4 separate regions of the Mus musculus genome follow, and all the other regions are linked to region 2. Evidence: chromatin loops called from intact Hi-C (ENCODE). Cell type or tissue: left cerebral cortex. All regions are shown on one strand.

Region 1 (8,000 bases), 54 kb before region 2:
TACATCTTCAGAAAGACTTTATAATAGCTGAGCCTTGATTCCAAAGCTCTCCATTCATACGTATCTAAAGAACCGATAAGTAAACCATTTCTGTCTTCCTGAACAGGTATATAACTAAAATAACAACCCTAATTATGGTCTTCAAGAAGAAAAGACTATTGGCCATTAGGGAAGTGCATGGGTAGAGCTTCTCAGAGCAACATTTAGGAAGCCATTTAAGAAGCAAAGACAAACTGCTATGAGCTACCTACCTCTCGGATGTCCCTTTGATATTTTGTGTTCATTTCTTCTGTTTTAATGAGGTCCTTTCTTGCTGTCTCTGCTTCTTGTTCCACCTCTCCCACCCGGGAAGAGAGAGCTGTTAAGCGTTCTTTCATTTGGGCCATTTCATAGTTTTGCTTCTCAAGCAATTCTTGCAGCTCGACGATTTGGCTGGTGTCATCTGTCGAATCTATGGAGCCATTGGATAGACGCTGCAGGAAGAGACAAAAGCATGGCACTTAGGATCTTCTTTATTCATAACCCAAAGGATGAGAGGTAAAATGAAAACAAAAATGTCTTCACAATGAGAAATAAGAATTCTGAAACAAACTAGTGTTGGTGAGAAACTATGAATTGGGGAGTACTGATATTAATAGATAAAGAAAAATGGCATGGAGGAGCCAGATAGGTGGCTGAGCAGTTCTGCTCAGATAGAGGACCTGAAAAGTGTTCTGCTTATAGCCCCATGTAACCCTAATTCCAGGGGATCTTTTGCCTCCCTCTGGACTGCACAAGAACCTGCACGTGCACACACACACACACACACACACACACACACACACACGCACACGCACACACACACACAGAAAATAGATATTTTTAAAATATGAAAGCAAACCAGTAGTTTTTTAATTAGGGTGATAGATGCATTTGCACGATAATTTTATAAAGTATATATGAGAAATCTATATTATACGTGATTTAAGACAGACCACAAATATATGTGAGACATATAGCACATTGATTTAATTAATAGATAGGGATATAAAGTATGTAATGTTTTCACTTCTGATCCAAATTCTTTTGAGTTTCACAGACTTTATTTCACTTTGCGTTTGAAATAAAATATTTCATACACTTTAAACAGTTTATCTGGATCATGTTCTTTTGCTTCCCCAAAATATTCCCAGATCCTCCCACCCCAAACCTACCCAACGCTTGAAAACATGTGATCCTGATTTCCTTATGCTGGCCAACTTCTCCTAGGCACAGGGCCCACGTTAGAGGGTGGTTGGAATACTTAATGTCACTCCATTGGAGAATATTGATTTTCCAATTCCCAGAAGGTGTCGATTACAAGGAGCTTCTTGTTTAAGGATGGAACTTTGTTTCCAATTCACCTTCACAGGACTGAGATTATCTAATTTAAATTTGGGCATCATATATGTGACATTACAGTCTCTATGAGTTCATATGTGCATCAGTCCTGTTATGTATGGATGGTGTCTCTTCCTTTGAGTCATTAAACACTTCTGGTTCTCACAATAGTTCTCCCTCCTCTTCCACATAGATTCCCCAGCACTGAAAATGGGACCAGTTGATAAAGAAATCCCATTTCGGTCTGTATGTATCAAAATCTTTCACTTTGCATATAATGTCCAGTTGTGGGTGTCCATTTTAGCATCTACTATAAAAACAAAGTTTCTCTACTAAGGGCTATGTGGTGAAATGATTTATTCAAATAGCAATATGTCATTAGGAGTCACTTTATTGATATTTTTAGCAGAATAATAGTATTAGCATTTTCCTTAGAGACCATCACTTATGTAGCTTCAGGTTCTTGACCATTTTATCAATATTGGGTTTGGTTCCATCTCATACAATGGGCCTTAAATCAATAAAATATTGTCTGATTATTCCTATAACTTCTGTTCCATCACTGTACCAGAATATCTTGTAGTCAGATTCTTGTTGTAGATTTCAGGATCTTTATCATGGTATTATTTGATGATTATTTTTCTCCTCCTGTAGTGTGAAAGTACATTCTAGAACCATGAAAACAAGTCACTAGAAGTTAAGTTTCAAGCTGGGCACCAACTTTATTTCATGTTGTATAACCTAATTACATCGTATTTTCTGCAGTAGGGCCTTATCATCAGTCTGTGAATGGTAAGCAAAAGTGTTGACCATCTCTGATGATGCTTAGGCAATCTTAGGACAATTTCAGGCAACTATTCAACAAGATGTAATCCATTACTAGCACTGTTAGCTCTTGGTGGTTGTAGATGTCTAGTTGAGGCGTTGTCTTTTCCATCCTAGAGTGACTGCATTTAAAATTCTTTCATATACTTATAAATTCTAGAAACCTATAGTAGTAGGTTTCCATATGACTTGTCAAGGATCTTTGAATGACAGTAGGCCCTCCCCATATTTCCTTCTTTACTCAGGACTCCATTCTTCTCCCAACGTATTTTTATAGAGTGATGAATGGGACACCAAAATTACAGGTTTTAGTTTTCATGACATTCATACGAATAAAATTTACATTTTTGGTTGAAATAACATAACTTATATGATCCCTCTGAAATTCTGATTTCTGCATTATCAAAACTTAAACATTATATATGTACAATACACAGTGGAGGAAGCTGAAAAAGGTCAAATATGTTGAAGCAGTCATTTCTCCTTTTTGGGAAAGCTGTCTAGTAAGTAGGAAATCTATTTTTCAAAAATTTCTTTTAAAAAATATGAAAATATTTAAAGAAAGCAGAGAACTCAATAACAAAAGACTAAAAAAAATATATGGAGAAATCTTCAAAAAATCCAGAAAGACATTTCTTAAAATAAAAGTTATATATGACCAGATTTACGAAAATAGTTCCAACATTAGAAATCATCAAGGGAGGTACAAAATGAAACCACAATGAAAAATTATCTCATGATTATTCTAATGCCTGGTATACAAATGTTAGAGGACAGCACATGTTGGCAAGAATTTACATTAAGTGAATATAAGTTATACAGCCATTATGGAATGTGATAAGGTATCAATATAATAAAAAATAGAATTGCATGTAATCTAGTGAGCTCGCTGTTCAGTGTATTACTAAATATACAAAGGAGAATTTTACTATGCCATCTCTACCTTGTTATTCAATGTAGTATTACTCATAACACTCAACATATGACATCAAAGTGCTTCCTAACTGATCAGATGAGTAGAGAAAATGTGGTTATATGCTAATATAATACTGACTCTACAACGAAGAGCCTTTCCATTTTATGTACCATGATTGAACTTGGAAGAGATTATAAATATGATGAACCAGAAAATTGGTAACAACATAATCTTGGTTATATGCAGAATTTCATGTGTATGCAAAGTCAAACAAAGGTAACAAAGTATAAGAGAGTGATAGGACGAAAATTCAGAGAGAAAGGAAGGCTCATTAGAAAAAGAATACATTAATCCAAAAATGCAATGTTTCAGTTTGATGGAAGGAGCATGCTTTAGTGATCGATTGCATATGTGAGTAGCAGTTAAAACTTTCAAGTGAATTGGATATTCAGGCAGGGCAATGCAATTATCATGATATTCTTTCCTGATAACTAAATTATCAGGAAAGAATATACAGGAACTATTTTTCAATTAATGGAATGATTGGGATATCGGCTTTGGTGAAAAACACATACAGTGCATATACAAGGACCTGAATTCAGTCATCAATACAGTACACAAGCAGGGGTGGGCCTATGAGTAGAAAGAAAAGAATGGAGAGAGAGAAAGGGAGGGAGAGATAGGGGAGAGAGGAAACTAAGGGAGATAAGAAGAAGGAAGAAATGACAAAGGGAATAAATGACAAAGCAAGGAAGGAATGGAGGGAAGAAGAAAAACAGCGGTAGGAAGGATGGATAGATTGGAGAAATGAAGGGGAGAAAAGAAATATGGGAAGGACGAAAAGCAAGGAAATGAGAAATTTTGTCCCATAGATGCTAAGTTCAAGTTCTGCATCTAGAGAACAGAGACGGCAGAGGAGGAGATGATTTTCAGAAAGAGAAAGATCCTAACCAAGCATAAACAGGAAGGTCTGGGAAGATCAAAGCAGCACAGCTTGTTCCCCTAAGACACTCCCTTAACAGCATGAGTTTGTTCCAACCCTCCATAAATTAAGAAGCATTTGAATAAAAATGTAAATGTATCCTCCTCCCATGTGCAATTTTGTTCCTAAGAAGCATCACTAAAACCAGAAAATAGCCCCTTTTAAAACCCAACTGCCAGGCTCTCCCTGCCCATTGGCTACCTAAGTGGATCTGCGTCTGAGGCATGAGTTACACATTTGCCTCACAAGTCTCTGTGCCTCTACAGCTACAATTTAACAATTAAAAAAAAAAAAAGCTTTCAACTCTTGTGACACATGCATATACCTTTTTAAAAGCAGTGCTTTTTGTTGGTAAAGGTTTGTATTTTTCTCAGTTCCAAGATGCTTTTTTTAAAAATTTAAAACCCTGTAAAACTATCATAGCTACTACACACCTAACAAACAGTACCAGCCTCCCCTGAAATTCATCTCTGAATTGCTCTTTAGTGTTCTCTTTTCAGTCGTTGTTCAGATATTTGCATAATGCAAGAGGTCACAGTTGCCTACCTTTGTTTGTTTGTTTGTTTGTTTATTCATTCATTTGGCTATTTTCTTTATTTACATTTCAAATGTTACCCCCTTTCCCAGTCCCCCCTCTGAAACACCCTATCCCCTCCCTGTCTCCCTGCTTCTATGAGGGTGCCCCCCCACCCACTCACCCTCTCCCTCCTCCCCGCCCTCGAAGTCCTCTACACTGGGCATCAAGCCTTCACAGGAGCAAGGGCCTCTCCTCTCACTGATGCCCAACAAGCCCATCCTCTGCTACATATACGGCTGGAGCCATGGGTCCCTCCATGGGAATTTTTTGGTTAGTGGTTTAAAGAAAAGACTGAAGGATCTGAAGGGGTATGCAACCCCATAGGAAGAACAACAGTATCAACCAAACAGACCCCAAACAGACCCCACCCCCAGCCCAGGGCTCTGAGGGACTAAGCACACCTTATTCTATGAACTGTTCCTGGATAGTCCCTCCTTTCATCTTAGCTCCAAACTTTGTCTCTGTAACTCCTTTCATGGGTATTTTGTTCCCTGTTCTAAGGAGGAATGAAATATCTACCCGTTGGTCTTCCCTCTTCTTGATTTTCTTCTGTTTTGCAAATTGTATCTTGGGTATTCTAAGTTACTGGGCTAATATCTACTTATCAGTGAGTGCATATCTAATGACTTCTTTTGTAATTGGGTTACCTCACTAAGGATGATATCCTCCAGATACATCCATTTGCCCAAGAATTTCATAAATTCATTGTTTTTAATAGCTGTGTAAATGTACCACATTTTCTGTATCCATTTCTTTGTTGAGGGACATCTGGGTTCTTTCCAGCATCTGGCTATTATAAATAAGGCTGCTATGAACATAGTGGAGCATGTGTTCTTATTACCAGTTGGAACATCTTCTGGGTTTATGCCCAGGAGAGGGAGTACTGGATCTTCCGGTAGTATTATGTCCAATTTTTTGAGGAACCTCCAGACTGACTTCTAGAGTGGTTGTACAAGCTTGCAATTCCACAAGCAATGGAGGAGTGTTCCTCTTTCTCCACATCTTTGCCAGCATCTGCTGTCACCTGAATTTTTGATCTTAGCCATTCTGACTGGTGTGAGGTGGAATCTCAGGGTTCCTTTGATTTGCATTTCCCTGATGATTAAGGATGTTGAACATTTTTTCAGGTGCTTCTCAGTCGTTCGGTATTCCTCAGTTGAGAATTCTTTGTTTAGCTCTGTACACCATTTTTAATGGAGTTATTTGAATTTCTGGAGTCCAGCTTCTTGAGTTCTTTGTATATATTGGATATTAGTCCCCTATCAGATTTAGGATTGGTTAAAATCCTTATGTGTATTGTAAATGAATAAAGTTGCTTTTTAAAAACACTTTTCAAATCTGTAAAATGATTCAAACCTACTTTTATAATGGGAAAATTCTATTTAAAATCACGGAATCCTTAATACCTTTGGCATGCTAAGACTTACATAATTGTCTTTGTTCCATATCACTGTGATAAAACACTCTGATACAAAGAAACTTGGGAAGGAACGGGTTTGTATCATCTTGAACTTCCAGGTTATATTCAATAATCAAGAGAAGTCAAGGCAGAAACTCAAGTAAGGCAGAAACATGGAGTGAGAAATTCAAGCAGAAACCATGGAGAAATGCTCCAAATGGCTTGTTATGACTGTCTTCTAAGCTTCCTAGAACTTCCAGGCTTAAGGTAGCACTGCAGTGTGTGTGTGTGTGTGTGTGGTGTGTATAAAAATCAGTATGTTATATAGATATGATATATAAGTATATAGAATATATATGATCAGTTATGTGTGTGTTCATAAACATATGTATATAAATAATATAGATCTATCTCAATTATGTGCATATTTTGAGTATTTATTTCATATAAATGGTTGTAATTTTATAATTAGAAAAAAATTTATTATTGCAATTCTGTGCACCTGAAGTCCATTAAAATCTTGTTTAATACAGCAAGCTTTATTAGGTTTAAGATGAGATAATTTTAAATAAATATAAACAGTAATCAGGCAACTAAAATAAGACTCTTTTAAAATGTTAACCTTTAAATTCATTAAGCAGCAGAAATGCATTGCATCGCTTGGACACACCTGTGAAATTTAGAGCAGTATGTGAAAATCTGCTGGAGTGATCTGCCAATTTACCTTTACCTGAAGTGTTTGTGAAACTTCTCTGTTTATAAATATACAAGCTGATTTAAAATTCTATGCTATGGATGAAACCAGGGGATGCGACTTAAATACTATATCCCCCAAATTGCAGCTCAGGCCCCTAAAATAAAGGTTCTTTTAAAAAACACATTCAATTCAGATTACTCATATATTTAAATATTAGCTATTTATTTACTGCTGATGGGAAAGAATAGTTGGTGTCTTTCCTTAACACTAATACATTTAAGAGTTAATATATATTTTCTGTTATAAGAATATTCTCAACATGTACATGTACAAAAAAGCTAGTTTGTTACTTTACTATATTTCAAATAGATTATCATTCTCTCTTACTATTCTTACTTCTTACTATTTACTGATCTTTCTAAAAGAAAATAGAAATATGAAAGTAGAGGAGTCGGTGATTGAAATTGATCTACCTAGTAAATAAATTCTTGTAATAGAGGCATAAATATTATTAAAATTTACTAGCACATACAGAATAACCAATAAACAGTTCCATCCCATTTTTACAAGTAACTCTGGCATTTAATAGTTAGCAATGTATTGCCGATTACACTGTCAAGAAGTTATTATGACATTCACAGACATTCCCATAAATCATCAGACTTTTCTAGACTAGGAAGAATTATCTCTGTGAGCAAAAGAATGTATAAATGAAGGTATCTAGAGCTATAAAATAAATAACACAGATTCAGACAGGAAATATTGACAGGCATAAAAATAATAAGAAGAAGAATAAAAATGTAGGTGGTTGATGTACACTTAGCATAAATCAATATTGCATTAATATAAAGAATATTTTTGAATGAAATATTAAATATACTATTCAACAATCCAACACAAATATGAGTGAATGACATAAATAAATTCTATCCTAAGCATTAGTACAAGTAGAGATTTTGGAAGGATACAGGCAGTGGAGTGACCTACAAACACCACTGTTTCTTCCTAGAGATCATGAAGGTTCATGTAATATGCTAAATCTTGAGCTTCCATTTACATCCAAGTCATCAAATAAGACTGTATACTGATTACAATAGCTATATGAGCTGCCTTCCCCAGAAAATAGTCGTAAGGATTCTATCTCCAAGTGTGGGTTCAAAACAATATTTCTATGTTGCTCAAATTCCTTAAGTTCTCATTACATGATAGCCACAAATATAAGTGAATGACATAACTTAGTTACTT
Region 2 (8,000 bases):
TTTAGATAGATATCAAGTCTATGTCTTCCTCAAGAGTATCAATAAAAACATCACGCAGTTAATTCTGATTAACAACTAAATTGGTGTCAAATAAAAGTTGCCTGAACAAAAGCAGTACTGTAGATTAAATTATCTTTTTAACTATTTCTGCTAGCTTGAATATATTAAAAAGTCTAAGCTACTGATTTCTTTTCCCAGAAGTAACACATATCAAGGCATAAAAGTCATGAAGTCTATCAAGAAATATGAATAATGAATTACTTCTTCATGAATTCATAAGTTTTTGAAAGCATTTTAATTACAAATAAAGGAATATAAAAACATCTTTATATGACAATAAGCACAATTTTGAATATAGTTTTGAATAGAGTTTCAATTAATATTATGAATGCAAAATCTTTGCTGCCACTTTCAAAGAATGAATCAATAATGATTAATTAATAACTTTGCTTCTCCATCTTAGACAACATTTCTATGAATAAATTGTTAACTTTATTTACTAAACTTTCTAAGGAAAAGAAAAGAATACAAATTCGTAACCTTTCCAGAGATAAGAAGTTGATCATTTTACTCTATCAGGTTGGCTTTTATTGTATCACAGGAAAAAAATTATTATGCAACAGAACTGTTCAGTTCTTTGCTCTGCCACCATCCGACAAGCCGAACATCATACTTTTTTCAACACTCTTGGTTTTTGTCGGATTATTTGTTCCTATATATTTAGGTAGATTGTATAAATTGTGGAAATTAACAATTGTTTAATTTTTGTCCAAAGAAGAAGTAAACCTTTGTAGTTGGCAACTATTCCTGCCTCTAATTCATCTCTTTTGATAGGACTGAACCACTAGTATCATGAAATTTCTCTTACTTGTACTGAATGCAGGCACATGGTGACTGACAATCTGAATTCGTATTCATCAAAAATTTTTATTTCTAATTTTTCTGTTACTTCTTCTGTTCTTTTAAATGGCATGAAAATTGCTTAGTGAAACTTTTAACACATATATGAAAGAGATACTAATTCTATCACTGAAGATTAAAAGAAAACAAGTCACTTTATAATGACAAATGCATCGCCCAATGAAGAGACTGATGGAAAGAGTGAATATTTCAAATTGCAAGGTTTTATTTTAGTAATTCCTGACTCTAAAATAGAAAAAAATGAGAGAAATTATTTTTGCACTAGAACACCAAGTCCAATTTGACTCTATGACATTTGACTATGTAAAAATAATTATATATATATATATATATATATATATATATATATATATATATATGTATGTATGTTTATGTATGTTTTCTGTTACATTTACCATAATATAGGATCAACAGAGGCAGATGCCAAAATGACTGTTGGTTTTAGTTATACATGAAAAGTCTGTCTGTATCAGTGAATATAGTAGTGAACATCAGTCTTTAAAACTGCTGGCCATTATAAAGGTGAATGCCCATGCTCAATCTTTCATGTTTTATTTATTTTCTATATTAACGTCTGAAGTTTACTTGCCTGAGGTATAGTTACATTTTCTTATCTTTTTCTCTCTACTTTTATAGCCATAGTATTTAGGTTAAAATGCTAATTAGTTATTTATACACCTGTGTATTTATGCTCTGTTTCACTCCCAGATAAACCGTTTATGAAGGCAATTGGGAATGAATTAGTACCTAAATAAACAAATTAAATATTATTTGGTCTCTGGGCCAAGAGGGAACTCAACTCCTTAGTTTCAAACTCCCCACAAACACTGACATTTTCTGATGCCAATGGGACTATTAATTAACTTTAACTGATGTGTTTCTTATTGTAAGGAGTGGTTCAAAGCTCTGCAGTTGTAGACGACTCTTTCAGCAGTTCAGGGTAGATACAGCGGTTATCTTTCTCTCTGAGAAGGAGTGTGACGTTAGTAAGGCTAAGCCACTTGCACAGATCTGTCTGTACCAGAGGGGGACCTCAGCATTTGCTCATAACCATCAGTTCAGTGGCTTGTAACCTTGCCAAGATCTATGACGCACGAGGCCAGCTCATAAACACTGTATCTGTTCATAGATTGCATTAAAGAATATTTATATTACGCTATATTTCACTTATAGAGCGTCTATGTGATAGTTTTTTTTTTTTTAGATTCTTTTAAATTTACTCACACAAGCAGATCATTGTCTTAAAAGTTATTTGTTAATTTCTACTCTGGTTAATCGCTCACTCTCTTAAGTGATGGCAGAGTTCTTATAGCGAACCTGAAAACAATTACATACTCCCTAATATATTGATTTAAATCATTAAATATAGTTGATTTCTCTGGAAATCACATTTTTTTCTTTCTGATCCAGGTCACTTTAGGTGTCCATCCTGTGTGTTAGGGTATCTGTCTCTGGATTCAAAATAACTGCCTTTCCTTGTTCTTTAATATTTAGTTAAGATATGGGATTCACTTTTAACTGCTTTTCCAATCCAATGAAGTCAGACAGTACTTTTGTCACACCTTGGGGCATTGTTCACTTGTGTTTGTAACTGCCTCTCACTGATGTGTGAATGTCTAGGACTCAGAACTCTTTAGTCATAAAGAGAATGTCTTACTTGGTATGAAAAAATCTGTCTCAGATTCTGACACAAAGCAAATGTCCTATAAATTCTTGCAGAATTTTATTTTATGGAACTAAATAAATTATAAATAATATGTATAATTATTTGATATTATACTTAACATGGCTATTTATATGACATGTAGTTTTGTTTCCTTCAAAAATTTCATGATTTTCTGCCTCTCATAACCAAGATGAAAAATGGGATACAATTTCTTCTTAATAATCTAGAAGACAGAAATAATGTTATCCTTGTCCATACATTTCACATATCCCTCTCCTAAGAACTATCTGGGAGACTGATGATAATAATATATAAGTATATAAATATTAAATGGAACAATTCTACATACTCAAAACCTAGATATAAACCGACAATAATCCCTAGTTTGGATATTAATGCTCAGAGCCTGTCATATATTTTACAGTGAAGTGCCCTAGTTCTTGCTATACTAAATCCTAATATTTTTTTAATTTTTAAAAAGCACTGCTTTGAACTTCTTTGAAAATTGAAATTGTGTCATAAACCTTAATTAATCCCTAAAGGATATTACCTCCAGATTGCCATATATTTGCTAGCAGATCTTACTTGAATAGCAGCTGAGAGAAGCTTACAGCTCCTTTTGTAAAGACTGAAAAATGAGATTTCCGTCTAATAAGTGTCAACATATATATTCGCAACTAAAATATTAGCAGCAACAACGCCACGCAGAAGGGTTTAAATACAGATGTCTAAAGGCCAAAGCGTGCCCAATTTGCACTTCAAAATCCATGTGATTTTCTGTTACTGGTATGCTATTTTGGGAACTATGGCTGCTAAGGGCATGCATGTAAGAGACTGAGAGATGGAGTGATGTTAGGTGTTAGAGAGAGAGAGAGAGAGAGAGAGAGAGAGAGAGAGAGAGAGAGAGAGAGAGAGAGAGAGAGAGAAAGAGAGAGAGAATGCAATTACACCATACTAGATTCTAAATTTACAATTATTAGATTATGCCTCTGGACACGGGGGAGGGGGCGTCTAAGAATGCAGTAATGTTTAATTATGACAAGTTATACATTTAGTGGTATGTATTATTAAAATCCACAGTATTTTAAGTAGTTTTTTTTTTTAAACTCAAAAGTGTTCCTTTGACCTTAGTTACTTGTTTAATTGTGTGAAATTAAGGCGTTTCCCGCTAATGATGCAAGCACGGATTGGCCTGAAATCATGTATCTGTACGATACCTTTTCATCCAAGGCTTTGTGGTGTTCAAACAAAGATTTCAGTGCCTTGAGAACCTCCACTTCACTGGACACTCCAGAGGGAGACTGGGCTTGCCGCTTGACCACCGTCATTCTTAGTGACCGTTCATGTCGGGACACAAGGCACTCCAAGTGTTCCAGTAACAGCTGTGGGATCAACAGGGAAGTTAGTTAATTTAAACAGTTAGTTTAAGCAGGCACTTGCTTTTTTTGCAGGCAGTAAGAATGCTTGGCCTTTTTGGTAGCATTGCTAAGAAAATTAATGTGGATACACTTGAGTTTTCAGAACTAAAGGCCAGAAACTCACTGCAAAGCCAATGAGGAAACTGATTCTCAGCTTCACTTCAGAACCAGGGCTTCTTTGCATACCCATGGATCAAAACGGATGCTTGCACATACCCCTCTAGAAAGCCTTCTATCTTGACAGACTATATAATTAGAAAAAAAAAATGTGTGGTTAAAAAAAAAAAAAAACAGGGCAGAAAATTGTAGTATTTTTGTGTGTGTTCTATGTTGGGAAAATGGAATCTGCAGTTTGAAGAACTTTCCTCAAGAAAACAGGGCGATGATGAGATTTAGGAGGACTCTAAAAACAGCTGTCTGTGGTAGGAGGATAATCTTTAATCATGTTCCATCATGTTAACCTGATATAACCTTCTCATCCTATCCTGGCCCCATGCCATGTACAACCCGCAAATATTAACTGAATCTACAAACCCCCATTTACACTTGGGGGGAAATGAATAGTAAGGTTCGTTTTTCCATGAAGATCCTCTGATTGAAATGTGCATGCATATGCATATAACCACCCTGATTAGCCTACGCCTTCAATGAGTGCAGTGCACCCACAGCCTCTGCTTAACTTAGACACTGAGGCGTGTGGGCACAGGGACACTGGCTTCACTTTTTACCCAGTGTGTATTTCCTCCTGTTGGCGGCTACCCAAACACACAGAGCTTCAAAACCTGGTACCTAAATACATAAAAGGCTCTTGCTCTGAGGCAACTTAACTCCATCAAGCAAATAAAGCAAACGATCCAAAACAAAACCAAAACCAAAACCAAACCAACAAACAAAACACCTTAAGCATCCTGACATAGTCTGACAATAATTCTCAAGTGAATAATAATATATACTAAAATTGTTATGCACTTGTGTTTATTTAAGGGAGAAATGCTGACTAGTCAACTATCCTCCTCTTGCAACACACACTTTCTTCAAGTCTTTCATTTGTACAGATTTGGGGGGGGGGGTCAAATGATCTTTACACAGGCGTCACTTAGCTAAAGGGATCTGCAACTCTATAGGTGGAACAACATTATGAACTAACCAGTACCCCGGAGCTCTTGACTCTAGCTGCATATATATCAAAAGATGGCCTAGTCGGCCATCACTGGAAAGAGAGGCCCATTGGACTTGCAAACTTTATATGCCCCAGTACAGGGGAACACTAGGGCCAAAAAGGGGGAGTGGGTGGGCAGGGGAGTGGGGGTGGGTGGATATGGGGGACTTTTGGTATAGCATTGGAAATGTAAATGAGCTAAATACCTAATAAAAAATGGAAAAAAAATATAAATGGAAACAGTGAAAAAAAATAAAATGGAAGAACTTAAAAAAAAATCAGGAATTACGTGTGTTTATATTATGATCTAAAACATTATCAAAATTCCAGCTATGAATTAGCAATGAAAATAATTCTAATGTTGGGGTCATTAAAACGTGAGGAACTGTGTCACAGGGTTCCAGCATTAGGAAGGTTGAGAACCAATGTGTTAGAAGTATTTATGCAACATTACGTATCATTCAGTGGTTTGTTACATGGCTGAAGGCAGCTTGGCTCTTAATGTGTTTTATAAAGATTGAACTGGCTACGTTGAGCTTCTTTTCTGTTCCCTGTTGTGTCTTCTAGAGTTATCATGGGCACCGTGAAAACTTGGCATAGTTTAAACTAGATTTCACGTACATATGCTGGTCAGCTTTACTCATAACTAATACACTAACTATACTGAATTCTGTTTTCTGTGACTAAGAGCACATTAACAACTAAGTTGTTAGGTTCTGTTGACTGTTAAACTTTCTTGTAATTATCAGTTCCCAGGGCTATCAATTGAGTATGTGCTAAGTCAGTTTCCTGATCATTCTGATTTCTTCCAGTGATTGTTCCATCCATACTTGTTGATAATCTTTATCTTTTTAAAAAAATTTTATTATTAATTATTTTATTTATTTACATCCAAAAAGTCTATCCTCCCAGTCCTCTTTCGCAGAGTACTCTCCCTGCCCCATCCTCCTCTCCTTTGCCTCTGAGAGGGTAGGGCCCCTGGGTATTCCTCCCTCCCCCAACCCTTGTATGCTCTTTGGATTGTAGCTTAGTCTCAGGGAGCTCAGGGAGAAGAAAATAATCATGGGAAGCAGAGGTTGGGACAGACCTCTGTGGAAGAAGGGAGGGAAAGGGGAAAAGGGGAACAGGATCAGGTATGGGAGGGAGAGACAGAAGAGAAGCCCAGAGGGCCAAGGGGATGAATGAAAATATCCAGCTGTGAGAGGAGGTTGGGGGTGGGGGGAATCTTTTGAAAGTCCAAGAGACCTAGGATGGGGTAGGTTCCCAGGACTCAATGTGGGTGACCTTAGTGGAAATGTCCAACAGTGGGGATATAGAACCTGAAGAGACCACCTCTAGTTGTCAGAGAGGGCCCTAAGTGGAGGGATAGGGACACAAACCCACCTTCAAATTTTATTACTCATGTAAATGATTTTTCTAATGTTTTCAATTTCTGTAAATTTCTAAATTTTATGTATTCTAACAATCTATATTTCTACTCTATCTAATTTCTCTAACTCACACACAATGGTTTTATTATAGACTGCCATTATCAGTAAAGTGTAACTCTTTCATAATTGTAGTTATATGTCCCAAGCATCACATGACATTTCTAGCTTGCCTATTTATATGCTCAACCACAAAAATTAAATTAACTTTCAAGTCCTTAACAAAGGGGATTTGATATTTCAATCCCACACTCTTGGCATTCCCTCCATCTTCCATTCCCCTTTGCATATTCTTCTGTGTTCTGTCAGCCTCCAGAATTCCTTCATCTGCCTTTACATCCACTGATGACATGTGGGTTCAGGATTCATTATCCTCTCCTGACTCAGTCCAAATACAGTTTGTGTTGATTTGAACATGTTTGGTCCAGGAAATGGTACTATTGGGAGGTGTGGCCTTCTTTAGGTGGGTGTGGTCTTGTGAGAACAAGTGAGTTATTGTGGGCGTGCCTTTAAGACCCTCATCCTAGCTCTTTGGAAGGCAGTCTTCTTCATTTTGCCTTTGGAACAAGAGGTTGAACTCTCAGCTACTCCATCCCACTTTCTGCCTGGATGGTGCCATGCTCTCTCCTTGATGATAATGGACTGAACCTCTGAACCTATAAGCCAGCTCCATAAAAATGTTGTCATTATAAGAGTTGAAGCAAAGGCCATCCAAAGACTGTCCCACGTGGGGATCCATCCCATATACAGACACCAAACCCAGATTGTCAGGAGTGGGTGTGGCAGCAGTCTCAAGATGGCACCCAGGACTGCAGCCAAGTCTTATGACTTGCACCTGACTTCTTCATACACCTGAAAATAAGCCGCATCCATCCATCGTGAGAACTGCACAGGTGCACCATGATGCAAGATCGGACCATATGACAAGTAATGATTCTGGCCAATGGACTGCTGTTACGTGGACTGGGCTGATGGGACGTGGTTGAGAGGATATATAAGGGATTGCGATTGGGGGCAGGTTGTTTTTTTCTGGAGAGATTGATTTCTGGAGAGAGATTCATGCATGATATTGAAAGGTTCCTGAATAAACTGCTTTGAGAAGAACATAGTGTTGTCATTCTTTTCTGCTGGTCGGAATAGGAGGCAACACCAGATACTAATGCTGATGATGCCAAGAAGAGCTTTCTGACAGGAACCTGTTATAGCTGTCTCCTGAGAGGCTCTGCCAGAGCCTGACAAATGCAGAGGCGAATGCTCACAGCCAACCATTGGACTGAGTTTGGGGACCCCATTAGAGGAATTAGACAAAGGACTGAAAGAGCTGAACGGGTTTGTATACCCATAGGAAGAGCAATAATATTAACCAACCAGACACCCCAGAGCTCCCAGCGACTAAACCATCAACCAAG
Region 3 (8,000 bases), 77 kb before region 2:
CATTTGCAAATTAGTGAGATTATTAAGATCCTGAATACTTATAGATATGTCACTTCAAATACAAAGGACAAATCACACCGAGTTTTAAATTAAACAACACATCTGTATGAATTAACTGAACGTGATGGTTACTGTTTTGTTTGTGAACTTGGTTACACATGGAATTATCTTGAAATCCAAGTGTTGTTTTCACCTGTGAGGAAGTTGGTTTTTTAATTAATTTATTGGAAGTGAGAAGACCCACTTTTAATCCAGAATTTTTGAGCTAGGAAGATACATTTTTGATCTGGGCCATCTCTCCTCACGGCAGCCTACATAAAAGTCGAGGGTGAGGTAAGCTTGATTGCTCCTTGCAGGCTTTCTCTCTGTCCCTGGCAAGTCTCTCTCACTGCCATAGGAGCCTATTTCTTCAGGATTCCAGTGTGTACTGGAGACAAGCTGAGACTTTGAGCCTTGTGACCGAACAACCACTGGATTTTTGTACCTTCCATTGTAAAGGAGCCGTTGTTGGAATAGTTGGACCACAGACTGTAAGCTATTCTAATACATCCTCTTATTTTATCAGTTCTGTTCCTCTTGACAACTCTAATCAATACAGTGAAGGATTTCATTTTTTTCCATCAGGATTGAAGGACACATCAGTAAAATAAAATGGGCAAGACAAGGACCCAGGATAAGAAGGGCACCCAAGAATCAATGGGAGTGATTCTTAGCTGTGACTCACAGTATTGGGTACAGTGAATGTTAAGAGGCCATCTCCTATATCCAGGCAGAAATTCTAATGGAGCAATAGGGACAAGAACCTGCAAAGAAAACTTTTTTATTTTGTCTACAAGAAATTTAGGGCTTGGGGATAGAGCAGAGACTAAGGGAATGGCCAACCAATAACGTGCCCAACTTGAGACCCATCCCATGGGCCAGCACCAATTCCCCAATTACTATTGATGATGCTTTTTTATGCTTGTAGACATGAGTCTAGCATGGCTGTCCTCTGAGAGGCTCCACCAAGCAACTGACACAGACTACATCTGAAGAGACTCACAGACAAACATTGGATGGAGCTTGGGAACTCTTATGGAAAGTTGGAGGAAGGAATGAGGGCCCTGAAGAAGATAGGAATTCCACAGGAAGACTCATAGAGTCAATGGACCTGAACCCTTGGAGATCTCAGAGTCTGAACCATCAGGGAAAGAACATACACAGGCTGGATCAAGGGCTCTCCACATGTATGTAGCAGATGTTCAGCTGGTCTTCATGTGGGAGTGGAAAAACTGGTACATGTGGCTATCCCAAAAGATGTTGCCTGTATGTGGGATATGTTCTTCTAGCTGGGCTGCTTTGTCTGGCCTCAGTGGGAGAGGATGTGCCTAGCCTCAGAGACTTAATGTACTCTGGTGGGGAATACTGGAGCAGGGGGCACCTGCTCAGAGAAGAAGCAGTGGGGGGAGGGCCAAAGGATTGTGGGGCAAGGTCACTTGGAGGGGTGGCAATAAGTTGGTTGTAAAGTGAATAAGTAAGTAAATAATTAATAAATAAATAAAAGTAAAACAACTGAAAGAAGCAGAAATTTATTATAAAAAGGAAGCCTATAGTCTTAAATTTAAAGTTTATTGAGATGTAAATAAGTGAATAAGTAAGGTACATTTATGATTGATAGACCCACAATGAAAGAAAGGCTGCCAATAATCTAATAACAGGCTTTTAAAGTTTATATTTCATTTCTCAACACAGTGAGACTGTTTTTAATGAGAATCTCCCCCACAGACTCATATGTTGGCATGCTTGGGCTCCAGTTTGTAAAACTCTTTGGGAAAAGTTAGAAGTATGGCTTTTTTGGAAGAAGTATGTCTTTGGGAGTTTGCTTTGTAGTATCAAAAGCCCACAATATTCCAGTTAGTTGTTTTTCCTCTTCCCATGTATGGATCAGATTTAAAATCTCAGCTATGCCTCTAATAGCATGCTTGTCCTAGATTCTGTGTAGTCTGCCATGATGATCATAAACTCAAATTCTGGGACTGTAAAATCTAACAAACTCTGCCTTCAGTAAGCTTCCTTGGGCATGATGTCTCTTCCCAGCAATAGAAAACCAGCTAGCACAGTGGCAATGCAGCATTTGTGACATTTCTCTTATATGTTCTTTATATTTTCAGGACTACAAAAATCCTATTTACTCGATGTTTCTTTGACATTTTTGTAAATTATTACTCAGGTTAAGTACCTCTAGCACACATTTTTATGCTAGTATATCACTTTGAAACATGTGGATAGTCAAGTAATTTTCTTAAACGATTTCTTGTTTAATAATGATAATTAATAAGTTTATTACTGATAATAAATACAGTAATAATTTTATTATTTTCAGATAAAAACCTATTCATTGAGCTTCTCTTCTGTGTACCTAGTGTACAATGCATACAATACATGTATTTCCTTAATGTACATTAGTAGAAAAGACAACCAATAAATAAAATTCCTGAGTAAGTTATATTGTTGGTAGAAAATAGAGCAACTGTGCAAGGATGATGCATAACATGACATTGCATAGAAGTCCTGAATAAAATGTAATAACCTATCAAGAAAAAAACTTTACAGATGGAAGTATATTTGGTGAGACAGGACCCATCCTCGGGGTTGTCACTTAGAGACATCATGGCAAAACACAGCTAGGATGTGGAGTTAGTAAAATTACCCCTGAAAGAAAGAAAAGCATAGTTCCAAAAGACTCTAAAGTACTTTAAAAGTCTATGGCTTTCTTACTAGGAGTAGGAAAGGGGAGCAAAGCGGGAAGATCTGGGCAGAGTAGCATTATAGCTCGGTGACCACAATGGCTCTGAATAAAGGCTTGCATAGAACTGGAAGGCAGGTGATAAATACATGTGGAGTTCTCCAAAATAATATCAGCAGAGTTATGAGATAGACATGAATCTTCACTGGAGAAAATGCATAGACTTTTGCTATGTTTTGATGATAGAACTAACAGAATTTGATGATTAGGTTCTACAGAAAAAAATATAAACACAAGAGTTAGCTATTGCTTACTCTTTTGCTGGCATATCACTCTGAAACAGATATATAGCCAAATAAATAAGTTCCTTAAATAATTTCTTGTTTGTTTACCTAATTTCATCATTAATGTATGTTAGTCAACGTTATTCATGTTTAATTGTGGGGAAGGATATATGTGATTTACTCAGAATGGTAATGGACAGGCTAAGTGGCAGTAGTGTTTGCTGTATGTGATATGGGCTAGGTAGGTAACACTGGAAAAAAATCAACATACTAAATCAGAATTTTTAAGTGTCCAGATGAAAACATGAGTTGGCCCTGAAATGCAAGATCTTCCTCTTGGAAAAATAGTAGGGGTCAAAGTTAGAAAGTACTCCATAGTGGTGTTGAGATCCGCTAGATTAAATAAGCCTGCCAGGAACTGAGTAAAAATTGCTTCAGAAATAAGTGTAAATACCTTAAATTTCAAAGATACATGTTATAAAATAAAAGACAGGGAAGACATGCAGAACATATTGTTCATAGTGGTTTGTGGTCATAGTAATTTTAGTGGACATTGGAATAAGTATAGATGTTCTAATATCAGTGGATGTGATATGATATAATATGATATAATAACCCCAAAATGAAGTTTGGCCTAGGAATACACTTTTTGGAGATTGACATTAGCAAGGACATATTGCTTAAGATGATTTGCAATGTTGGTAGCTTGGGTAGATTTCTGTAGCTGTAGGATTGTGTAGGTGCTGGGGAGTAGGTTTTGAGGATCTTGCCAGAAGCACACAGAATTTTAAATAACTTAACACTGCATAACAGGATCAAGGCCAAAATTCACAATATGGTCAGAACTAGTTCACAAAACATGTGATACTTCCAGCAAAATTCTGATGATTCATCTAGTCATCCATCTTTGATTCCTCAATGCTATTTCGTAGGTCTAGCTTCTACCTGGACCAGTAGCTGCTCACTAAATGGGTCTAAGAGCCTACTAAAATATTGACCCTTCTGTGCAATCTCTATTAACCATTCAGTAATAAATTGAACCAATCTTTTATCAACACCTGCAACAATGGTGTATATCAGAAGAGTATGGGCATCAGGCTGTGGAACCACATAGTTATTTTTTTTTTTTTTAATTATTGTCACAATATATAGCATTCTAGAAAAATATTAAGTTTACTTTTCCTGTCTCATTTTCGGTCGCCTTCTGTATTACTGTTCTGGTGCCAGATCTTTAATTCTTTGCTTTCTCCTTCTCCTTTCCATCCTTTCTACTTCTTTCTTACTCTCCTTTCTTTTCTTCATTTACCTTCCCCCTTCCCTTCTATTCCTTTTGCCGTGTTTCTAATACACAACTAGAGGATATACACTAAGCTAGCATTTTAAATGAAAACTTAACGAACTAGGCGAATGAAGTAAAAACTTCATATTACTATCACCACTTTAGAGATTTCACAACTTGTGCTTGGTCAGCATATTACCACAACTTTTATAAAGCGAATGGCTTGTCCTCACCAAGCTCCTGCTCATTTTCAAAGTATCACACATGTGAAAAACACCCTCCAAACTAACAAGATCATCTAAGCATGATATGTATTCTGTGCTTGCAAGGTCTGTGGATGATATACAATTGCCCATTTCTTGAGTCACATGACATATCCCTGAAGTTTCTTTATATCATCAGAATACTCTGATTGTTACTACCCATGGCTCATGTGGCCTTTGACTTCTGCCATTCTAAATCAGTGCTCCTAATATGTCCTTCTTCTTCCAATTTTAAATTACTCCAGAAGTAGGAATATGCTAGAAAATACTTAGTAACCCAACTAAATATAACAGTATTTTTTTTTCAGAAATAACTTCCATAACTTCACAAACTGTAGTGAATATATAGTAATAAATATGATCCAAAACAAGATATTGATAGTGATTTTAAGCTAACATGGATTGTTTTCAGAGTACTGGTTTGCAATGTGTTCAATGACAAAAGCTTTTCAGTATCTACATAAATATAAACTATGCTAAAATGAGTGAAAACTGATTTAAAATCCAACACAAAACTGTTTCTATTGCATTTATTTTATAATATATTCATGAATGTGAATAAAAATATGTGTTTCCATGATACCTTATCATGTAAGGACTCTTCAAGATTTTTTCTGAAGTTTTCTGATTCTTGAATCAAAACATTCTATGGAAAAGATAAAAGAAAGAAACAATATGCTGAAAATATTTAAATATGTACATGAATACTCTAACACTCAAAACCTTTATGATTCCTTCCCTGATAAATATATTTCCTGGTTTCTATGGAAACCAAGTTCTATTGAAGTTTTTAAAAGTAATAGTGAACCTTTTGCAAAATAAATTATTTAAACAAGAAATGCTACTTTGCTACACTTGAATAGACAGACAACATACATATTACCCTATGAGCTATTACTCTGATTCTTCACAGACTTTATTGTAGACAAGAATTAATCTATTCAATTATTACCCAACTATTCATAGTATGCTTCGACTTCCTAATGTGTCAAAAAAATCAAAGTTGGCTAACATTGTGTTAAAACATTTTGCTTGACTATATGAACATGGAAAATGCCTCAAGAACAGAGTGAGTGAAATTCTGTTTAGGTTTCTGAAATAATTTGTGCTTCTGAGGTTTTAGTGTTTATGTCTCTGTCTTATTTTGAGTTTGGTCACCATCTCTAACAATTCTGATTATTGTGATAGTTTCTAGTTATTAACATGACAAGCATGATTTTTGCATCAATTTTCAGGCTGAACTTAAGCACATTTCTTGAAACAATGCAGTTACAAATAGAGGGCTTAAAAGCCTCTATCTATTACAATATTACTCTTCTACCTGACATAGCCTCTCATGCCTTGGCTTGCAGTGTTGGTGGTTATTAGGCAGATTAAGCACACAATAATTTCAAATAAACACACACTCAATATTTATTTATGTCCTCCTCTATATTTAACAAACAATGAGAAGATAGGTGAAAATTTCATCATGTATTCTGGCATGTTTTCATACATGTGTTTCTTATAAACATACTAATATGTAGTATTTATTATGTGCCATCTGATAATTTGTTCAATAAATGATGTTATAGCATTTTGTTGAAGTTAGTAACTCACTAAGACTGTATTGAGGATCTTTTAGGCTAAGGAAAGCAGGTTGATTGCCTGATGCAAACAATGAGTACAGCTGGCTAGGAGCAGTTACAACCTAGACAATAGAGCAAAGCATCCATGTGATGCTCTTCCTGTGTGAGACTGTACCTTCTCTTCCAAAGCAGCCATCCTTTCCTTCAGGTGTAGTTGCAGGCGCTCATTGGATTCTGTCAGAAGCCTGTCCACCGTATCCGATAATCTCTTATTATGCTCTTCATTCATTTTCTCCCTTTGTCTAGCCTTATAGTTAAGGAAAAGAGAAAAAAATATATATTCGGCACAGTAAAATAAAACTCATTGCTCTTCAAGCTTAATTTTATAGTTTTGTGGGTTTTATGCTGAATGTAATTTTATGCATGTTTTTGGTTAAAGTTGTAGAAACTATTTTCTTTCAAATGCCTAGATCATAGGCAAATGATGTCAGCACAGCTTCTAGCAGGGGATGTTTTCCTCTTATATGCAGTCTGTAAATTTAAAAACACTAATGATAGATGGGAAAGCTTCATGCATACTCTTTGAAGTTCTTGATTCTTCTCTTCAAGTTGGCCCTCGAGGTGTCTCATACGTTCTTCAATATTTCCATGCCTCTCTTCAGCCTGTTAAGGAATACAAAGATTGGACCCAAAATGTAAAATGAGTTAATGCCTCCCATCCAAACAAACTGAAATAAAATGTAAAGCAAGCTACTGCCAACTGCAAACTTAGTTTCCAAACATAAACTTTCTTTAAACAGGCAGCTGAACAGCATCGCTTGAAATGTGTCAGCTAACAAGGGCCTGTTCCATCCAAGCATCAGCAGAACACTGGACTTATTTATGAGCAATGGAGTCAGCCAAATGTAACATGCAGAGTGTGCATGGCTTGAACACAAACCTGCCATTGTCCAATCTTAAGCTCCTGAAGCACTGAACTGCACAGATGGTCGATTATCAATAAATAAAAGTAACATAATCTTTTATAGAAATGAAAAGAAAAAAAACTTAGATGGATTCTATTCAGCAATAGAAAGTAAAGTCCACTAGGACTACCTTCCTACGTATGGAGATCATTTCCTGTAGTTTAGCTTCCATAACATATTGATAATCATCAGATGAGGTAGAAGAGGTTGGATCAGACTAACAAGTCAAGGAAAAGGAGAAGGACAAAATTGAAAAAAATCAGAACTAAAGACACTGACACCAAACAGAACATAGTACAGAATGCTTAAAATAAAAGTGACGGCAAATTCAATACTTTAATACACTATTCTGGTATCTGGTGAAGATAATGCAGTTGATGGTTATAAATGGAAGACAATGATATGCTCACATCAAAAGCTGTGAACCTGAGGTATGAAGGGTTAGTGACAGCTGGCAGTAATGGACTTTTACCGGGTGAGTTAAAGCAACTCTAGAAATGACATGTAATAACTGGAATTATGAGAAACCAAACACTAGAATATCTCTGATAGATACTTAAGAACATCTTAGTTTTGTTTTATCATGTACTTAGGAAAAGAAACCTGATGCAAATATTACATCTCAACTGCATTTCCTTATGACTCAGGAGTGCCATATTTGTATCAGGATTATAGAAGACCTGGTATGTAGAAATTAGAGATAGCACTAAGCCAACGGTATATATTATTATGAATATTCTTTAATTCAAATTGAATTGAGTTTCATCTGCAACAGAGCTGCATATAAAAGATGACTGCTGTACACAATGTGCATTGCTCTAGGATACAATGATCCCATCCTTAAGTGTAATTTAAAAAAAACAAATAAATGAAAATATTAAAACTTCTCTACTTATTATGCAATGATAATGTCATA
Region 4 (8,000 bases), 130 kb after region 2:
ACTGCAACAGCTTGCCAGTATCATTTGTCTTAAATGTTTGACCATCCATGAGCATTACAAGGATCTATACCCTAGAGCTTCAGTTTTGCCTCAGTAAATATAATTTATAAACTGTGTACTGGGATCCCACTGACTCCAGGATCCTCTGAACAGAAATATGTAGACACCAGTATATTCATGGCAACATAGAAGTGAGAATTCACACATATAAAAATTAATTTAATTTGTGTCAGATATTCTGGACAAAATGTATTTGCGTGTATATATGTAAAAGTAATGGATATATTTTACTAAATTAAAATGCAATGGAAATAAACTCTTCTTTGCTAGTGTGCACTCCCGACTTCTCATTGGCCATTTGCCCTCTTACCTTTAAAATTATTCAATACAATTATTCTAGGTGCTAATCATAAAATTTGACAACATAATCTTCAGAAAATGGTAAGAATGGTTTATATTCTTAATGAAGTGATGGAACTAAAGTCCCGTGTCCTTCATGCCTGTGTGTCTAGTGTCCTTGCATGTGTTTCTTCTGTGATAGCATAATTTTAAGAACGTCAGCTCTGTAATTTCAAACTCCTTGCAGACGGTTCCTTTCAGATGCATAAGACACCACTTCAACAATAGTTACATTTTAAAACTTTAATCTTTGCATAAGATACTTTTTTGATATATGGTGGTGTTCTTTTTACAGCATTTAGTTTGATTTTTCTTTTTGCACCATTTAGGCCAAAGTAAACATACTGTCTTGAAAATAGATTAAGTCGAATGGGGTGGTGGTGGGGTGGACATCCTCTTGGAGATGGGGGAGGAGGAATGGGATGAGGAACAGTCAGAGGGCAGACTGCGAGGGGGCTAGTGACTGGACTGTTAAAAAAGATTTAATAATAATAATAATAATAATAATAATAATAAGGTTAAGTCACACAAGTAAGAATAATAGCTTACTTCTTCATTTTAAGGTAAAAATAAGGATTCAACTACAAAGTCTTTATGTCATGCTTTCGGTATTGTCTTGTCTACAACAAAATTCCTAAGTAATACCATCAAAAACATAATCGCCCAAACTTAACCCCTTGTGTTAACTGCATACTCCAAGATCAAATACTGTTTTATGGAATTGAGATCACTGAAAAAATGAGTTTGTATTTAGTAAAGCTTATGCACTGTCGGAACACTAAGAGTTTTTAGTGAGTATATTATCACGTCAGCGCAACAGTGGTTAGAAATTATTCCTCTGCATTTTTCAGAGAAAAATCACCTGCTGAGGAAGGTGTCAGCAAGACCTCCACTGAAGGGATTGCAAAAAGCCTGTGTCATGACCGAGCATGTGGAAATCGCTGATCCTTAAACTTTGAAACACTGGGGTAGAGCACCTAATGTCCCAAGCTGCCCACACAGTTGGCTTCAGGGTATTGTAAAGAGTGTTTATATCTCAGTGTACAGGGAAGGAAAAAAAAAAGTACTGCTTCCGTGCAGAGCCTTAGGGCAGTGGCATTTTGAATCACTGCCACACTAAGCAGATTGGCTCTGAGAAGAGAATATATTCCGGAACAACACAGAACAGACACGCGCTATCAGCAGACATCAGTGTAAAGCAGGAGAGGTGACAAGATTAAACAAATAAACGTATAGAGGGAAGAGCAAGCAAGAGAACAAATGTATTCAGACATTAGAGTTTGCAAAAGAAACTTCTAGAAATCCAGTATTCACTTACACAGAGGCTCCCTTCTAACATTCTGAATACGCTTTCCATATTTTCCCTCTGTCCATTTGCACCTATTTCAGAACATCATACACAGCGAAAATGATAGTTTTTCAATCAAAAATGATGAAAGGCATTTATTAGCTCCACAACACAAACCTTGCGGTGCGAAGAAGCCCATTGTCTCAGAAACCATAACACCGAATTATAAAGTCAGCCTTGGTACTTGAAAGATACACACATTTGAGCTTTTAAAGGAGGTAAAATCTGACTTGGTTTAGAATTAAGCCTTTTCTACATCGAGAACTGGTGTATCCCCAGGCGTTTGAGACACATTTAACAGGCAACACCTTTGTAATTCACATAAATCATTTTGACTCTGATAACAGAGAAAAATCTATCCTAATTAGTTTCTACTTTACCTCAAATTGAAAAGCATAGTAGACAAGATGGCTAAGTCTCCTGTAATCGTAGTTGTTTTTGCACAGTTAACAAAATTAGATAACAGGCATTATCTTTTGCTGTGTACGCGAAAGAGCAGATTTTGTTCTTCGCAGAGGACTTAGTTTGTAAACTTCTATGAATGCCTTTAAATTCTACTCTGTGATACATGAGAGACATAGCTGCACAGAATTCACTCAGTTGCAGCCATAAAAACACACAGCAGGCACGACACATCTCCATACCTTCCACGACATTATAAAAGAGTATTTTAAAATGCCCGTGAAATAAATCATTCATTATAATTTATCTGGAATTCACAGAGAAGGCTACCGCCATTCATTCTCTACGTTTAAAAACAGACTAATTGCTTGCACATTACCCACTAGGTACACCCACTTCTTACTTCCACACTGCCTACTTTTCCTTTCATTATTTCCTCTTTATTAAAATTTGACCATATATTGACTTCCTCCGTCGTGAAGCCATTTAAAGCACACTTACTTGAAAAGTGTAAAACCGGGTCCCATTAGGAAGATGGACTTTAGGGGAGCCAGAGACGGTGTTCATATCCGAGAAAATCATTTCTGATCACAGAGACAGTATAATCCACAGGAGCTACAGACGCCGAGCCGAGAGCTTAACGTGCAGATAAATCCGTGCATGCATTGAGGGAGACTACAGAGTAAAACGAAATCTGCCCCATCCTTCCTGGATACACAGGAATAGCTTTTAGAAGCTTTCTTCTCCGTTTGCAATCTAAGCTCTAAGGGCACCAGCTACTGACCTTTCATGCAGCTAGCTCTTTATAACGTGGAGTGTTTTTTTTTTTTTAAACAAAAAAAAAAAAAAAAAAAAAAAAAAAAAGGAAAGAAAAAAAGAAATTAAAAACACAGAAGGAAAGAAGCAAGAACCAGGGATAAACGGAGCCCGTGCAGGATCTGGCAGTGCAGTGGACCTGCCCATCTGTTCTCGGTGATAATCACCCCCCTCCACCACAGTCTAGCAGAGTGATTATGCTAAATATCCTGGTTAACCAATAACATACAGTTTCATTTCAGGGATGCATGCACAGTGTTATTCAGAGGACCTCTTCTGACGAACGTGGAGCTTGCTTCACACACTGTTAAAGCTGTGTTTAGTAACCAAAGCCTGGTTTTATCACTCTAGTTTTTGGTTGTTGTTTTTTTTTTTTTTTTTTCTTTTTTTTAATCCTCAATCTCTCTGTCTACTTTCAGTCTTTCTAATGGTGTCGATTTTTTTTTTTTTGTAAAGCCTTCATAAGGTGAGAATTCTTTCATATAGATCAAAATATAACTAACTACAACACTGGGAAGTAAGATCTACAACCCTTCAAATCTCTGTAATATCAGGAATATTTACTAATAAAATTTAAATCATGTCTCCTCTCTGGAGTATAAAAAAAAAAATCACAAGTGCAGCATGCTAATTATTCAGTCAGTTCTAACTTAGCTCAAAAATAATACTAAAACACTTAAAATGTCACACATTTTTAATAAAACCCATTTCTTATATAAAGCCACTAATAAATGTATTTATATACAGAGGAACTTTAATGGGGGATTCATTAAGTGTTTATAAGCATTGAAGTAGTTTGTTAAACGTGCTTATTTTTCTATGTCCTTAAACAATTATTCACTCTGTATAAAAGATCAGATGGATGACTTGGCAAGTTCTTGAGGTAAAAATAAATGTTCCATTTACACATGGTTCAAAGGGTGGAGATGTCAGGAATGAAAGGGATGACCCAGAAGACTGTCTTAGCAGAAATATCGAAGTTCAAACAGTGAGACATCATCAAGGTCTAGGAAGCACCTAGGAAGAGGCGGGTGATGAAAGGTGAAGTGGGGAAGGATCACAGCCTGCTACGACCAGGCACACACATAATATTAATACTAGATTGGGAGGCTGAGGCAAGCACATTGCCATGAGTTCAGGCTATTCTGGGCTAATATAGCAGTTTCAAATTATTATTTGCGTACACTTACAACACTTGGGAAGCAAATTGGGGGCCTCGGGTTTTGTCTCGGAAGGTACCTACCCATGTTAAAAGGAATCCACTGAAGGAGGTTTGCCAGAAGTGGGTAGACTGCTCCATGTTTAAGGCAAATGTGAGGTGGCATAGCAGCAAGCTGCTAATCCCAGAGACAGGATCTCCAGAGCAAGCTAGCTGACCAGAGAATGCATACTGGGGAGCTCTAGGTTGTATTGGTGATCTCTACCTCAACACAATGATTCTCAATATCAATCTCAGGCCTCCCCATGCAGAGACAGACAGACAGACAGACAGACAGACAGACACACACACACACACACACACACACACACACACACACACACACTGTAAACATACAAATGTTTACACATACACATGTAGAAATGTCAGAAAAGGTTTACCTATCCTTCATTGATTTTAATCATCTATTTGTATTTGTATTAACTGTTCTGTGTATCTGCTCCTTTGCAATGTTACTTGGTATTTAATATCACCCCTACCCCCTCTTCTGCTTACATTATCTCCTCACCAGTTTGGATTTTGTTTCCTTTTAACACGCTTGCCCCTGATATTTCAGTTTTGGCTTGGTTTAGATTTTTTTTTTAACTTAAATGAAATTCTAAATATTTTTCTCTACTACCAGTAACTTGCTAAGTATTCTTGCATTATTACAAGTAATTTTTAAGAGCATAATTTCAATAATTATTGAAGTACTCATAATATCCCTTTTTTTCAGTTAATATACCCCCCTCTTATTTCTTACCTCACGGGATTCTCTTAAATGGGTTTAAATTATAAATTGATTTTATAGTCTTACTGTCTGTGATGAACAGACCCAACAGAGAGCTCACATTTAGAGTTGCTCTTTCTACATAATGTTAATCGTATTATCTCATTATTCTGAAAACATATTTGGAAACAAGACAGTTGTGTTCTCTGCCTGATAGCGGTAGGGAAAGTGGTCTTCTACTCTGGATGTGGTCAAGCTGATGTAACGAGCTACATTCACAGAAGTTGCTGAGGCCATGGCCAAGATTTGGCCCACCATCACTGTGAAAATCATAGCATTGTACGAATTAGATCACTGAACAGGGAGAGGTTGACTCGTTAAAAAATGAAAAATACATCTACTTAGCCTGTGTGCTCCTTAAAGCAAGCATTGAGAATTAAAGTTAGCCCACCACATACATACAATTTCCCCACACTGCTCATCCTTCAGTCAGGCCTAAAGAGCCATGATAGTTCTGGACCTAGAATCCCTGAGGAGTTTCAATACTGCTCTGAGATTTAGGTCAAACACTATGTCCGAAGATATGGTTTTCAGCCACTTTATTCTCTTAAATTTATCCTAGTTTTAAAAGCTAAGTAGGACTTGTCCATCATAAACAATAGTCAGCTGACATTTAACTTAACAATGGATGTATTCATTTTTACAAATTAATCTGTTATGATATTCTAAAAATAAATTGAGCATATGAAGTAGAAACATCACTGCAATTTAGTAGGCATGATCTATTTTTACAAGAGCAAATGAAAGAAAGTTAAAACCGTTAAAAGTTAATATTTTCATACCCTTTTTTAACTCTTTAATTCCCTTCAATTCCCTAATCAATCACTTTGTGTTTAGCATAAATCCATGAGAAGAATTCACTTCTAAAGCTCAAGCCTGCAGCTTCATGGCTAATTGAAGTTCTAGAATTATTCTCTAGTACTATTCAAAAAATCTAAACATCATAGTTGATTTTTCATTCATACATTCATAAACAATAATTTTGATTTTTTTTTTTTGCAAAATCGTTAATGATAGAGTATAATTAGTTGTATAGTGTCTTTTGTTAGCCATCATATCGGTAATCCATACTTGAAAGGAAAGGAACTATGAATTATAAGAATAGAGGACTGAAGCACTGAGTGCCAGCATAAAGGAGGGAAAAAGGCGACCTAGGGAGATAGGAAGCTCATGGGACCCTCCAGAATGCACCAGAGACCTGGGAAGTGAGAGAGTCTCTCAAAGAAGGGAACTTAGATGGAATTCCAGACAGTAGGGAGAGGGAACTTACAGAGCCCACCTCCAGCAGGAAGACAGGACATCAAGTGAGAGATGGGGTTGCCATCCTACAGTCACAGCTCAGACCCAAAGTTGTTCCTGTCTGAAAGAACTGCAGGGATGGAAATGGAGAGAAGCCTAAGGAAAAGAAGGTCCAGGGAGAGGCCCAAGTTAGGGTCTAGCTCAAGGGGAAGTCCCAAGGCCTGACACTATTTCTGAGGCTATGGAGCGCTCACAAAAAGGGACCTATCATGACTGCCCTCTGAAATACCCAACATGCAGCTGAAAGAGTCAGATGCAGATATTTGCCTCTGACCAATGGTCAGAAGCAGCTGACCCCTGTTGTTGAATTAGGGAAGGCTGAAAGAAGCTGAGAAGGCTGATCCTATAGGAGGACCAGCAGTCCCAATTAATCTGGACCCCCGAGATCTCTCAAACACTGGCCCACCAAATAGAAAGCATACACCAGCTGATATGAGGCCTCCAATACACATACAGTAGAGGACTGCCAGGTCTGTATTCACATCAGAGATGATGCACCTAACCCTCAAGAAACTAGAGGCCCCAGGGAGTTTAGAGGTCAGGTGAGGTGGAGGGTGGGGGCATCCATGTGGAGACATGGGTTGGGGAAGAGGTATGTGATGTGGAACAGTCAGAATGGTAGGGGGGATTAAATATGGAATATATATATATATATATATATATATATATATATATATATATGACAAAAAATGAATAGAACAGATATTAACAAAAGATAACATTAGCAGGCTTGAGTTGTGTCTTTCCTACTCACATCAAAAACAAAATTATGCCACTGTTTAGAGAACTTTTGAAACATTTAGAAAGAGAAGATATTTGTAAATTCTTTATGAAAATTGCATTAAGTCTAACGAAATTCTGCCCATGAGGAAATCCATATAACATGAATGGTTAGAACTGAATTTGTGGAGGTAAATCATGTGAGGACATGAGAGTACTTTCATTAAGCTGTTTATGCTTCAATCATGTGTACATGCCAATATGATCTCTGTAGTATATTAATAACATATATGAATTTTTGACTAACCTAATTAGAAGACTATAGTCCTTGCTCTCTATTCACTTTCCCTCAACATCATAGATTTGCTTCTGCATATATCAATGGCTAATAAGCAAGGGTATTTATTCATTGACTGATCTTGTCCCCAAGCTCTGAAGAATGATTGTAATATATGCAGTATGATCCTATTTTATATTTGGTTGGGCCAATAGTAAATGACAATAGACAATAACTAAGAAAAGAATTGCAGTGCACTGTTTCAAGTACTGATCAATGTTGCAACCTGCAGGATTCTAAGTGATTTGGTTCAAAAAGTATCTCAAAAGAAGTCTGCATCAGAGTGGTCCCAGAAAATGCAGGTGGATGTCAGCTCCCCAAAGGGCAAGATTAACCTTCAAAAGGCATTGAACCAAGAAATACAGCTGATAGAATTTCAAGGCATTGGATGTAGGCTTGTGCATAAATTCCCAAGTGAAATTAGGAAAAAACTTTTATCTTGCCAGTATTATATTTCTCCACAATCAAGAATAATCAAACCATTCTTGTCTGGTAAAAAGATTTGAATTTTAGAGTTATATTTTCACAGTTGTGGTGAATATGTTTTGACATCATTCCTTAGCTTGAGAAACACCTTTTCAAGGTTATTTTAGAATACTAAAAAACTTAATTCTTTGATTATTTTCAATCTATCGTAAGATCATTAAGACATTTACTTGTAAATAAAAGAACATATATAACAAAGCCTGTG

Evidence for each region. Peaks named below come from ENCODE experiments on the same cell type or tissue, not always from the same donor. Only the 100,000 strongest peaks of a DNase experiment are listed, where the experiment ranks them.
Region 1: it touches region 2 in a loop (2.7-fold over the local background); 2 of 42 quality-filtered maps call a loop at or near these places.
Region 3: it touches region 2 in a loop (9-fold over the local background); 2 of 42 quality-filtered maps call a loop at or near these places.
Region 4: it touches region 2 in a loop (5-fold over the local background); 3 of 42 quality-filtered maps call a loop at or near these places.

The regions. Positions count from the first base shown.
Region 1 is chr10:106,811,809-106,819,808 of GRCm38, reverse strand. Ppfia2 (protein tyrosine phosphatase, receptor type, f polypeptide (PTPRF), interacting protein (liprin), alpha 2) reads right to left here. Exons shown (of 32, transcript NM_001205341.1): 8 at 252-473. Among named protein-coding and RNA genes, the nearest start is that of 4930532I03Rik, 210 kb to the right of the region's middle. In left cerebral cortex, no CTCF peak of the experiment used is centred here; DNase peaks (open chromatin) are centred at 1,224 and 4,225; H3K27ac peaks cover 853 bases.
Region 2 is chr10:106,757,952-106,765,951 of GRCm38, reverse strand. It overlaps Ppfia2 (protein tyrosine phosphatase, receptor type, f polypeptide (PTPRF), interacting protein (liprin), alpha 2), which reads right to left. Exons shown (of 32, transcript NM_001205341.1): 5 at 3,805-3,969. Among named protein-coding and RNA genes, the nearest start is that of 4930532I03Rik, 160 kb to the right of the region's middle. In left cerebral cortex, no CTCF peak of the experiment used is centred here; DNase peaks (open chromatin) are centred at 4,201 and 4,711; H3K27ac peaks cover 1,012 bases.
Region 3 is chr10:106,834,478-106,842,477 of GRCm38, reverse strand. Ppfia2 (protein tyrosine phosphatase, receptor type, f polypeptide (PTPRF), interacting protein (liprin), alpha 2) reads right to left here. Exons shown (of 32, transcript NM_001205341.1): 11 at 6,699-6,782; 12 at 6,295-6,426; 13 at 5,135-5,197. Among named protein-coding and RNA genes, the nearest start is that of 4930532I03Rik, 240 kb to the right of the region's middle. In left cerebral cortex, no CTCF peak of the experiment used is centred here; a DNase peak (open chromatin) is centred at 3,822; H3K27ac peaks cover 1,402 bases.
Region 4 is chr10:106,627,529-106,635,528 of GRCm38, reverse strand. All of the region lies in intron 3 of Ppfia2 (protein tyrosine phosphatase, receptor type, f polypeptide (PTPRF), interacting protein (liprin), alpha 2), which reads right to left. Among named protein-coding and RNA genes, the nearest start is that of 4930532I03Rik, 29 kb to the right of the region's middle. In left cerebral cortex, no CTCF peak of the experiment used is centred here; DNase peaks (open chromatin) are centred at 1,496, 2,364, 2,664 and 3,152; H3K4me3 peaks cover 3,145 bases; H3K27ac peaks cover 3,060 bases.